Regions from separate parts of the Homo sapiens genome. Here all the other regions are linked to region 1. The links are chromatin contacts, found by Hi-C or POLR2A ChIA-PET in ENCODE. All regions are on one chromosome and are shown on one strand. The core of a region is the stretch at or near the end of the contact, and the rest is flanking DNA. Distances in the headings are between cores, read along the strand shown. Region 1 overlaps DST (dystonin). Region 2 overlaps DST (dystonin). Region 3 holds the start of RAB23 (RAB23, member RAS oncogene family).

Region 1 (3,000 bases), core at 328-2,827:
TGACTGAGGACTTTTGTACCCTGAGTATCTGCCTAGTAATTTCTTCTTAACTCTGGTATCAGAAGGCTATGGAGAAATTGGAACCCTTGTACACTGTAGGTGGGAATGTAAACTGGTGTAGCCGCTATGCAAAACAGTATGGTGGTTTCTCAAAAAGTTAAAACTAGAATTACCATATGATCCAACAATCACACTTCTGGCTATATGTACAAAGGGGTTGGAATCAGGATCTTGAAGAGTTATATATGCTCCTATGTTCATTGCAGCATTTTTCACAGTAGCCAAGATATGGAAACAATCTAAATGTCCGTGGAGAGATGAGTGGATAAAGAAAGTGCAATATAGGCTGGGTGTGGTGGCTTACACCTGTAATCCCAGCACTTTGGAAGGCCGAGATGGGTGGATCACCTGAGGTCAGGAGTTCAAGACCAGCCTGGGCAACAAGGTGAAACCCCATCTCTACTAAAAATATAAAAATTAGCTGGGTGCGGTGGCCTGTGCCTGTAATCCCATCTACTTGGGAGGCTGAGGCAGGAGAATTGCTTGAGCCCGGGAGGTGGAGGTTGCAGTGAGCCGAGATTGTGCCATTGCACTTCAGCCTGGGTGACAAAGCAAGACTCTGTCTAAAAAAAAAAAAAAGTAGAGAAAAAGAAAACGCAATATATGCATACAATGGAATAGTACTCAGCCTTAAAAAATGAAGGAAATCCTGGCATATGCAACAGTATGAATGAACCTGGAGAACATTATGTTAGGTGCAATAACTCAGTCACAGAAAGACAAATACTGAATGATTCCATTTATATAAAGTATCTAAATTAGTTGAATTAATAAAATCAAAGAGTAGAATGGTAGTTGCCAGGGGCTGGAGGGAAGGAGAGATAGGAAGTTGCTATTCAATGGGTATAAAGTTTCCGTTACGCCAGCTGAATGAGTTCTAAAGATCTGCTATACAACATTGTACCCAGAGTTAACAATACTGTATTGTGCACTTAAAGGTTGAAGAGAGCAGATCTCATGATAAATGTTCCTCACACATGCACATACACACCACACAAACACACACACACACACACGAGTGCACATCTTGGGAAATGATTATCCAAAAGGGGCTGATAATTTGGGGTGTCCTAAAAATGATAGAAGTCCACTACTGACAGGCTTCCAAGTGTCCATCACCTAATGGTTGAAGAGTAACTCTTATTGGCCGGGCATGGTGGCTCACGCCTGTAATCCCAGGACTTTGGGAGGCCGAGGTGGGCAGATCATGAGGTCAGGAGATCAAGACCATACTGGCCAATGTGGTGAAACCCCATCTCTACTAAAAATACAAAAATTAGCTGGGCATGGTGGCACATGCTTGTAATCCCAGCTACTCAGGAGGCTGAGGCAGGAGAATCACTTGAACCCGGGAGGCGGCGGTTGCAGTGAGCCGATATTGCGCCACTGCACTCCAGCCTAGCGACAGAGCTAGACTCGGTCTCAAAAGAAAAAGAGTAACTCTTATTAACACCTGGAAGAACTTATAGCACCACCTACTGTTTCAAGCTAAAATTTCCTCTGTTAAAAGACATGGCTTTTTTTTAATATTACTTAGGAGAAGAAAGTGTCATAAATCAAGGAGCTGTAATTCCTTACAGTTATTTAGGGAAATAAAGGTGAACGGTCATCGTTGTTTATAGTGTTTGTAATCATAGCTGTGAGCTGCTGATGTGTAAATTGCTGCTGCCAGATCCAGGAAGTGAAGCAGTAATAATAATGATAATAATGTATTAAGTATTTTTTCTATGCTGTGTACTGTTCTGAGTACGTAATGTGGATTATCTCATTTAAACACCCCATTACTCTACAAGAGAGACGTATTGTTATATGCATTTGACAAATTAAAGAAGAAGCAAGGCACAGAGAAGTAATTTAGCCAAGACCACACACCTAGTAAGTAATAGAGCTGGTATTATATTTGAACCCAGGTAGTTTGACTCACTGGAGAGTAACAAAGAACTCTCTCCTAATGATCGGTACCTCACATGTGTCTGTCTTCAAGGCACACCAGCAATGTGACTCATTTTCCTATTTCCACCTGATTTCTTTTTTAGATAGTATGAATAATACACTATTGTGTTCAAGACTATATTTTATTCACACAAGTAATATCCATAGTAATTATAGTGAATGTTTCTGTACTACTACGTGCTAGGTACTCTTTGAAGTACTTTACCTCCATTACTTTATTCTTTTCAGCAACCCTATGAATTACTATTTTAATCCTTATTTTATAGGTGAGGAAATAATTAAGTAACTATTCAAGATCATACAACTAGGAAGTGACAAAGGCAGTATTAGAACCCAGATAGTGGCTGCAGAGTCTGTGTAGTATACCACAGTGCTTATAAATAGTTATTTTAAAATAGTACAAGTAAATTTGGGTATAAAAGAAATAACTGAGGCAGTGCTCAGATCTGGAGAAAAAATGTTAAGGTGGAATGAAGATGCCTGAAGTTTAGGAAAGACTGATTTAAGTGGTTTAGAATTTTTGGCCGCATGCGATGGCTTACACCTGTAATCCCAGCACTTTGGGAAGCTGAGCTGGGCAGATCATGAGGTCAGGAGTTTGAGACCAGCCTGGCCAACATGGTGAAACCCCATCTGTACTAAAAATACAAAAATTAGCCGGGCATGGTGGTGCACACCTGTAATCCCAGCTACTCAGGAGGCTGAGGCAGGAGAATCGCTTGAACCCAGCAGGCAGAGGTTGCAGTGAGCTGAGATCACACCACTGCACTCCAGCCTGGGTGACAGAGCAAGATTCTGTCTCAAAAAAATTTTTTTATATCATAAATAATTCTGCATTGAATATCTTACTGGGCACTCTTGGTAGAATTTCTCTAGGGTAGATACAGGGATGTGAATTCACTGAGTTATTGTTTTGCAGAATGGCTGTGACAGCATGTTTTAATCTCTGTCATTTGGTTACTTTAGCGAAGTTTTATGCAGTTTTTC
Region 2 (3,000 bases), core at 250-2,749, 360 kb after region 1:
CTTTATTATGAAAAGTTCTGTAAGGATCTTAGAGTGTTTAGAGAAAGGCACTCAGAGATCTCAAGGAAACTTTATTATTCATATTGCCATGAATAAGTAGTTTTCTAAGCTTACATATCAAGAGAGCGGCAGCTGGGAGTAAGACTCTTGGCCTCTACTATTTCCCAGTCTAGTGCCCAATCCACTGTTCAAGCGTGGTAAGTATGAGACCATTTTTCTTTCTCTTATCAGTGCCTTATTACAGCCTGTGTGCTTGAACACCACAGAATCAGGTGCTTGTTGAAATATTTCACGTCTTGAACATGAAAAATTGGCATTGATATTGTGATGTGGATGGATATTTTTAAATCTCTTTTTCTTTATAGATAGTCATATATCTAGTCAACTTAATGATGGCCACATACTGAGTTGCATCTAATAATCTAATAATTGTTGAATGGATGAGTTACCGATAGAGTTTTCATTATGAAAAGATTTTTTTAAAAAAGATTCAACTCTTAGATTTATCGAATGAATATTGAGATAACGTTTTCTCATTAAAGGCACAAAAGTTTCCTCCCACATCTTTTCTGTAAAATTAACAAAGAAAGTATAAAGTTGTTTTTACTAGAACTGCCTTCTTCATTTGGAGTTAGCACAGTTTTGTTCATGTTCAAATGATTATTTTATGAGATTGAAGAAAGACCGCTTCATTTGTAACTGACACTCTGACGATGTTTCTTATTTTGTAAAATAGAGAATGTTTAGATTTTATTTAAATAAAACTATTAAATTTCCTACAAAGACTAAGAGTTGGCTTGCTGAATTTATTTTCAAACAGTATTTTTAGAAGGGTGTTCAGTAGATAAAAATCTGTGGAGGTGATTTTGTTTATTAAATATCTGGAGTCAGTGAGTACCACTCTTGGGCCTTGTGTTAACCTCAAGAGTACTGTATGGTTATTAGTAACTACTAATATTCATGTCAGCAGTGCTGAGAGCCCCTCACTGGTAGGAATACTTTACTCTGGAGAACAGTTAGATTTGAACTTGGGCTTCAAAAGGGAACGGCAAAACACTCTCGACTTCAAAGTGATCTGCACTTTGCATCGCAGATACTGCTGAAGCATCAGATTCTTCAGTGTAAAAGTGCGGTTTCAACTGAAGGATAGGGACCTATGTAGCCCCCCTTTTCCCATTTAGTATTCAAATGAGTGCGGTCTCTGGACCTTCACAAAATAATTTCTTCGCGGATCTCCCGGTGCCAGGTTCTGCCTCCGCAAGCCCTACGGATCCCCTCCCATTTTGAAGTAGTCGGCGGGGTTTCCGCGGTGTTTGAACCTGAGCTGTCCCTCTCCCCAGTGGCCGGACTCGGCCTGCTTTGCGCTGATGTCACCACAAGCTGTTACATTGCAGCCTCTCGGCTTCGAGGTACCTCCCACTGAAACCGCTCGCCGACTCCCGGGAAGAAGCGAAAGATGACTGCGAAGTTAAGTCACGGGAGGGCGTAGCACCGAAGTGGTAGAGAGCTGCGGCTCCGGAACGCCCGGCAGGCCCAGAGACGCAGCAGATGGTGCCTGAAGAGAGAGGGCGTTGCTGCAAGCGCCCTGGCTGGAGAGCATGCCTGCCCGGCACCGTGCTGCCCTGAGGAGCCGCGGACAGCCCCGGAGCTCCCTTCCGGAGTTCTTTCTGCTGCCTCCACCGCCACCGTCTCTCTCTAGCCCCAGCTGAAATGAAGGCCATACCGCGGCCACAGAACTTGGTTCAGTTTCAAAGGCTAATGTAGTCCCTGGGTTTTCTGCTCAATGTGAATTACGCTGCCTGTGCCTTAGAGGAAGCCGCGGAGCTCTTCGTTGCTGCAATTGCCTCAGGTGGAATAAGCCTTCCTAAGGAGGACCAGATAAGAATCTTTGGAAATGGCTTTTTTTTTTTTTTTTTTTTTTTTTTTAAAGAAGCTTAGTAGTACACCATGCTTTCTGTTTACTTTAAACGGTTGCTGGATTGTACTGCCCTGGGTGTCTAAAAGTCTGGTGTTTTTTTCTTTCTTCCTTTGAGTAGTTCTGAATAGCATTGAAGAAGCTTAAAACAGGAAGAAAACCTGCCTTTTCAATCAAGTTTATTTATAGCTACTCCCCCCTCCAAAAAAAAAAAGTAAAAGAAAAATGTAACTTTCTCATAACGTTAGACTTAACTTATTTTTCTCTGAAGATTTGTTCTGTGCCTTGATGTGAACAATACCAGGTCCCTGTGTTTGTCTTTTAAATTTCTGGAGCATGGTTTATTTACCAGAATGGTGGAGTTCTGCAAGCCATCTTTAAGTGGATTACAGTTAACCAGAGCTCTGCCGAAATTAACATTCAGGCTGTTAAAATGCTTGCTCATTTGGAAATTTTAATCTGGAAATATCAGACTAAAAAGGGAAATGGACTGACAATGGAATGTTCTGAGTGTTTGAGCCACTGTTAAGTGTGTGTTTGTTTATTTTCTGTGTTTTGGAGTGTGTGAACGGGGACTTTGGGAGCTGGGAAAGGTGGACAAAGGAGATTTTTGTTCTCTGTTATTGATGCACTTTATTGTTTAGAATCATCCTAAAATCAACCAGGTAAAAGGATAGTTGCATTTATACTGATGCACTGCTGATGACCTTAAACACCTCATGTATTATGAAATATATTATTTGAGCATGTGTCTTTATGCTAAAGACACTCCATAGCTCTGTTCAGAAGTATACTTTTTTGGAAGATGCTTTATCTTATTTCTTATCTGTGTCAAGAGCTGCAATATTTGTTTTAACTATCTGCAAAATGGGGAAGCCACTCAGCAGACCAGACTGTTTACGTCAGAATCCCCCATGTGTAGGGAAGGGTGAAGAAGAGGAGGACCTAAATATCGAAGACTGTTACGTCCCACAGCGGTCAATCTATGATACTGTTAGACTAAATGAACAGATAGACTCTGGTTCAAAAGGTAGTCTATCTTCCAGGCATTTTACAGATCGAACTTTACCCTACAGTCACAGAAC
Region 3 (3,000 bases), core at 228-2,727, 320 kb before region 1:
AATGAGTGTGAAGTTGTATCTCATGGTTTTGAGTTGCATTTCCCTCATGATTAGTGACCTTGAGTCTCTTTTCATGTGCTCATCGGCCATTTGTATACCTTCTTTGGAGAAATGTCTATTCAAGTCATTTGCCAACTTTTTAATTGTTTTTTTTCTTTTCTCAGAAAGGGCATCAGTACGTTACTCAAGTTTAAGAGATACTGCCAACCAAATCCTAGAGATAAATCTGTTAGCTACTTGATATTAAATTTCTTACAAATACTATTGCTATTATAGGTAAAATAATCTCCACTAATTTTTAAAATTATTAAGTGTGAATTATAATTCACATACAGAAAAATGTGCATAAGAGTACAGCTTGAATTTTCACAAATGGACACGCATTTATAACTAGCGCCAAAATCAACGGAGAGAACCTCACTAGAAGGAAGCCCCTCTTCCAGTTGCTAACTGGAAGCCCCTCTTCTAGTCGCTAACTCCTTCCAGTCACTATCCCCTGCCCACCAAGGTAACCATTATGCTAACTTTGAGCCTCTTAGTTCTTCTGTTTTTGTAGTTTATAGAAATGGACTTATGCCATGTGTACTTTTGTTGTCTTTTTATGCTGGGCATTAGGTTTCCCCAGTTGATTCACGTTATTGCCTGTAATTGCAGATGCTTTTTTGCGTTGCTGTATAGTGTTTCATTATATGAACTCTGTGTAATTTCATTAATTTATTCTATTGTTGATGGTCTTTTGGGTTATTCTCATTAAGGAATTATTACAATAAATGCAGCTACGAACATTCTGATACCTGCCTGTCCGTGCACCCTAAGTATTCGTTTCTCTTTGCTCTATATGCAGGCGTGGAACTGCGGGGCCATAGGGTATGCACCTTTTGCAGACAGTCCCAAACTGTTTTTCAAAGGAGTTGTTCCAGTTTACATTCCAGCAGCAAAGTAGAAGAATGCAGTTACTCTACATCCTGGCCAACACTTGGTATTTTCCATCTTTTTTTTCTATTCTATTTTATTTTGAAATATAAAAACAACTGAAGCAAAGTTGAGATTGCTTTTGCGGAACCTTTTCGTTTTTGGTTCGCTTCTCTGAATAATTAACCATCTCAGGCTTCTATTTTGTCCTGCAGGCTGTGTGAGTGCGTTTTCGACTTTGCTCGACATTTTTTTGCTCACTTGGCCACTTAAGATGTCATCTGGTCAAGAAAATAAGGTAGGTGTCCGAAGCGGGGCAAGCCCTTTGAGGACACTGGAAGTGTGATAACTCTGTAGGCGAAACTCATGCGGACCGTCATTGGCCGATTTCTCTTTTCTAGAGTTCACGATCTAGGAGATCCTGCTCGTCTCTGATCTCCCCACTGCCCTCCCGGGCTCCCTTGGAGGCGCCTGGAAAGCTGAGCCGCCGCCAGCCACCCGCCAGAACAGGGGCGGGGCAGGGCCGCGGGTCCGCACAGAGCATGCGCAGACGAAGCACGGCGCATGCTCCGCAGCGCGGCGGGTCCACAGATGAGGGGAGTCGAGACTCCCGCGCCCCACCACCCCCGGCGGAGCTGCTGCTGAGCCACTCAATCTGAGCCCTGGCTACTAATAAAGTTCGTTTAAAAATCATAATCATTCTTAAGAGAGCGAAAGAGGGTGCGAACTAGCCGCTCGGCCCCGCAGGGAGAGCTGGCGCGTCGGGAGGAGACAGCGGCGGCAGCGGTTGCGCCGCGACCAGGAGGAGCCGGTGGCGCCGGGCGGCGGGTCCGCGGCCGGTGGGGGACGGTGAGTAGCGGCTCGCGCTGCGGTGCAGCGGCGCTGCACTCACTCGCCCTCTCCAGGGGCTGGGGGTTCGTCCGGCTCCACTGGGGAAGACTCAGCTTCTCCCCGGGGTCCCGGGTTGTGCCTTACTCTCCGGAGTGGGCAGGGGTATCGAGGGCAGGGGCCTCCCGGCCCGGCTCCCCCATCCCCCGGTTCGGACCGCCGAGCGCCGGCTCTCCCCTCCCTGAGCACCGATCCCAAGTTCCAGCTAGAGAAGGTGGGCGGCAGCGCCAGCCCGGCGCCCCCTCCCAGCTCCCAGCGGTGGGTACCTGGAATTGCCTGGTGGGCGGGAAAGAGGGGTGGAGCGAGGGCGGCGCTGCGTCCCCAGTCTGGCCGAACGTTCGGCTTTTTGCCTGCCCCAAGTCCCGACTGGGGAAGGGGCGACCCGGGCTGGGCCAGACACCAGTAAGGGCGTGAAGTGCTCAGGTTAGGTTTGATGGCGAAGAGAGTCCTCAGCTCCACCCTGGCATTTAGACTCCTCCCTGCAGTGCGACCACTCTTTACCCGCGACCCCACCCTTCCCTAGTTTCTTGTTCATAGAGTGCTGGAATATGAATGAGCCAAATTGTGCTGTTCCATTGACACTGGTTGCTACAGAATTAACTTTACTCGGAGATCCGAGGAGCCATCGGCAGTTCCCAGGAGTAAGAACCTGAGAGCGTGTGAGAGTAAGAACTTCATTATCAGGAGCTAGTGAAGTGGCAGTAGGGTCTGAAAAGGGCTGTTAACTTCTCTAGGTTTTTATGTATCTCCTAACATCTAGGTAATTTCATTGACCCTAAGAAGTTTTTCAGTATTTTTACAAATATAACCTGTACTTCTACTTAAATAAAGGCTGTTATGAGAAAACAACCTTTTGATTAGTGAGTTAACTCACCCTTTGCTTCTCTAATTTATTAGACCGCATTAGCAAAATGTTAAAAGTTTTGGGGAAAGGGTATTTATATAAAGTATTATTGTCGAGGTTTTTAATTGTACTCAGAAGTATGCTTATTTCTAGGAACGTAATTGTTTTGATCTAGTGCTTTAAGTCTATAGTTTCTGAAAAGCAAGAGTCCGACTGCCTGTTAAAATTTAATTTGGCTTTTTTCTTTAAATTTATTTTAAGGAAATTAATTTATTATTTTAAAAAGTGTATGGTAAAATTGATTTTTTTTCGATGTACAGTTCTGCGAATTTTAGACTCATGTAACCACCACTACA

Evidence for each region. A loop is a pair of places that touch in the nucleus more often than their neighbours do. ChIA-PET counts read pairs that join two places held with the same protein, here RNA polymerase II (POLR2A). Pooled maps may share reads with other maps.
Region 2: a loop to region 1 is called in a pooled map, with 7 times the contacts of the local background. The contact joins two enhancer-like sites. A Hi-C loop is called at or near these places in 3 of 50 pooled maps. POLR2A ChIA-PET finds 5 or more read pairs at or near these places in 4 of 52 experiments (BJ, GM12878 and T-cell).
Region 3: a loop to region 1 is called in a map of naive thymus-derived CD4-positive, alpha-beta T cell, with 14 times the contacts of the local background. The contact joins the promoter of RAB23 here to the enhancer-like site in region 1. A Hi-C loop is called at or near these places in 2 of 168 maps with a recorded cell type or tissue (both naive thymus-derived CD4-positive, alpha-beta T cell), 9 of 37 single-sample maps with no recorded cell type and 15 of 50 pooled maps. POLR2A ChIA-PET finds 5 or more read pairs at or near these places in 1 of 52 experiments (MCF 10A).

What each region holds. Positions count from the first base shown.
Region 1 is chr6:56,903,293-56,906,292 of GRCh38, reverse strand. The region is part of intron 2 of DST (dystonin); the gene reads left to right. Among named protein-coding and RNA genes, the nearest start is that of DST, 50 kb to the left of the region's middle. Within about 2 kb of position 1,577, at least 2 of the 41 ENCODE cell types and tissues checked have a DNase peak (open chromatin) inside an H3K27ac peak, as active enhancers do.
Region 2 is chr6:56,541,355-56,544,354 of GRCh38, reverse strand. The region is part of intron 61 of DST (dystonin); the gene reads left to right. Among named protein-coding and RNA genes, the nearest start is that of COL21A1, 300 kb to the right of the region's middle. RefSeq lists enhancers at 1,275-1,694, 1,399-2,164. Within about 2 kb of position 1,499, at least 40 of the 41 ENCODE cell types and tissues checked have a DNase peak (open chromatin) inside an H3K27ac peak, as active enhancers do.
Region 3 is chr6:57,220,784-57,223,783 of GRCh38, reverse strand. RAB23 (RAB23, member RAS oncogene family) reads left to right here and starts at 1,477. Exons shown (of 7, transcript NM_016277.5): 1 at 1,477-2,058. It also overlaps a transcript of PRIM2 not described here. RefSeq lists a silencer at 1,774-2,123.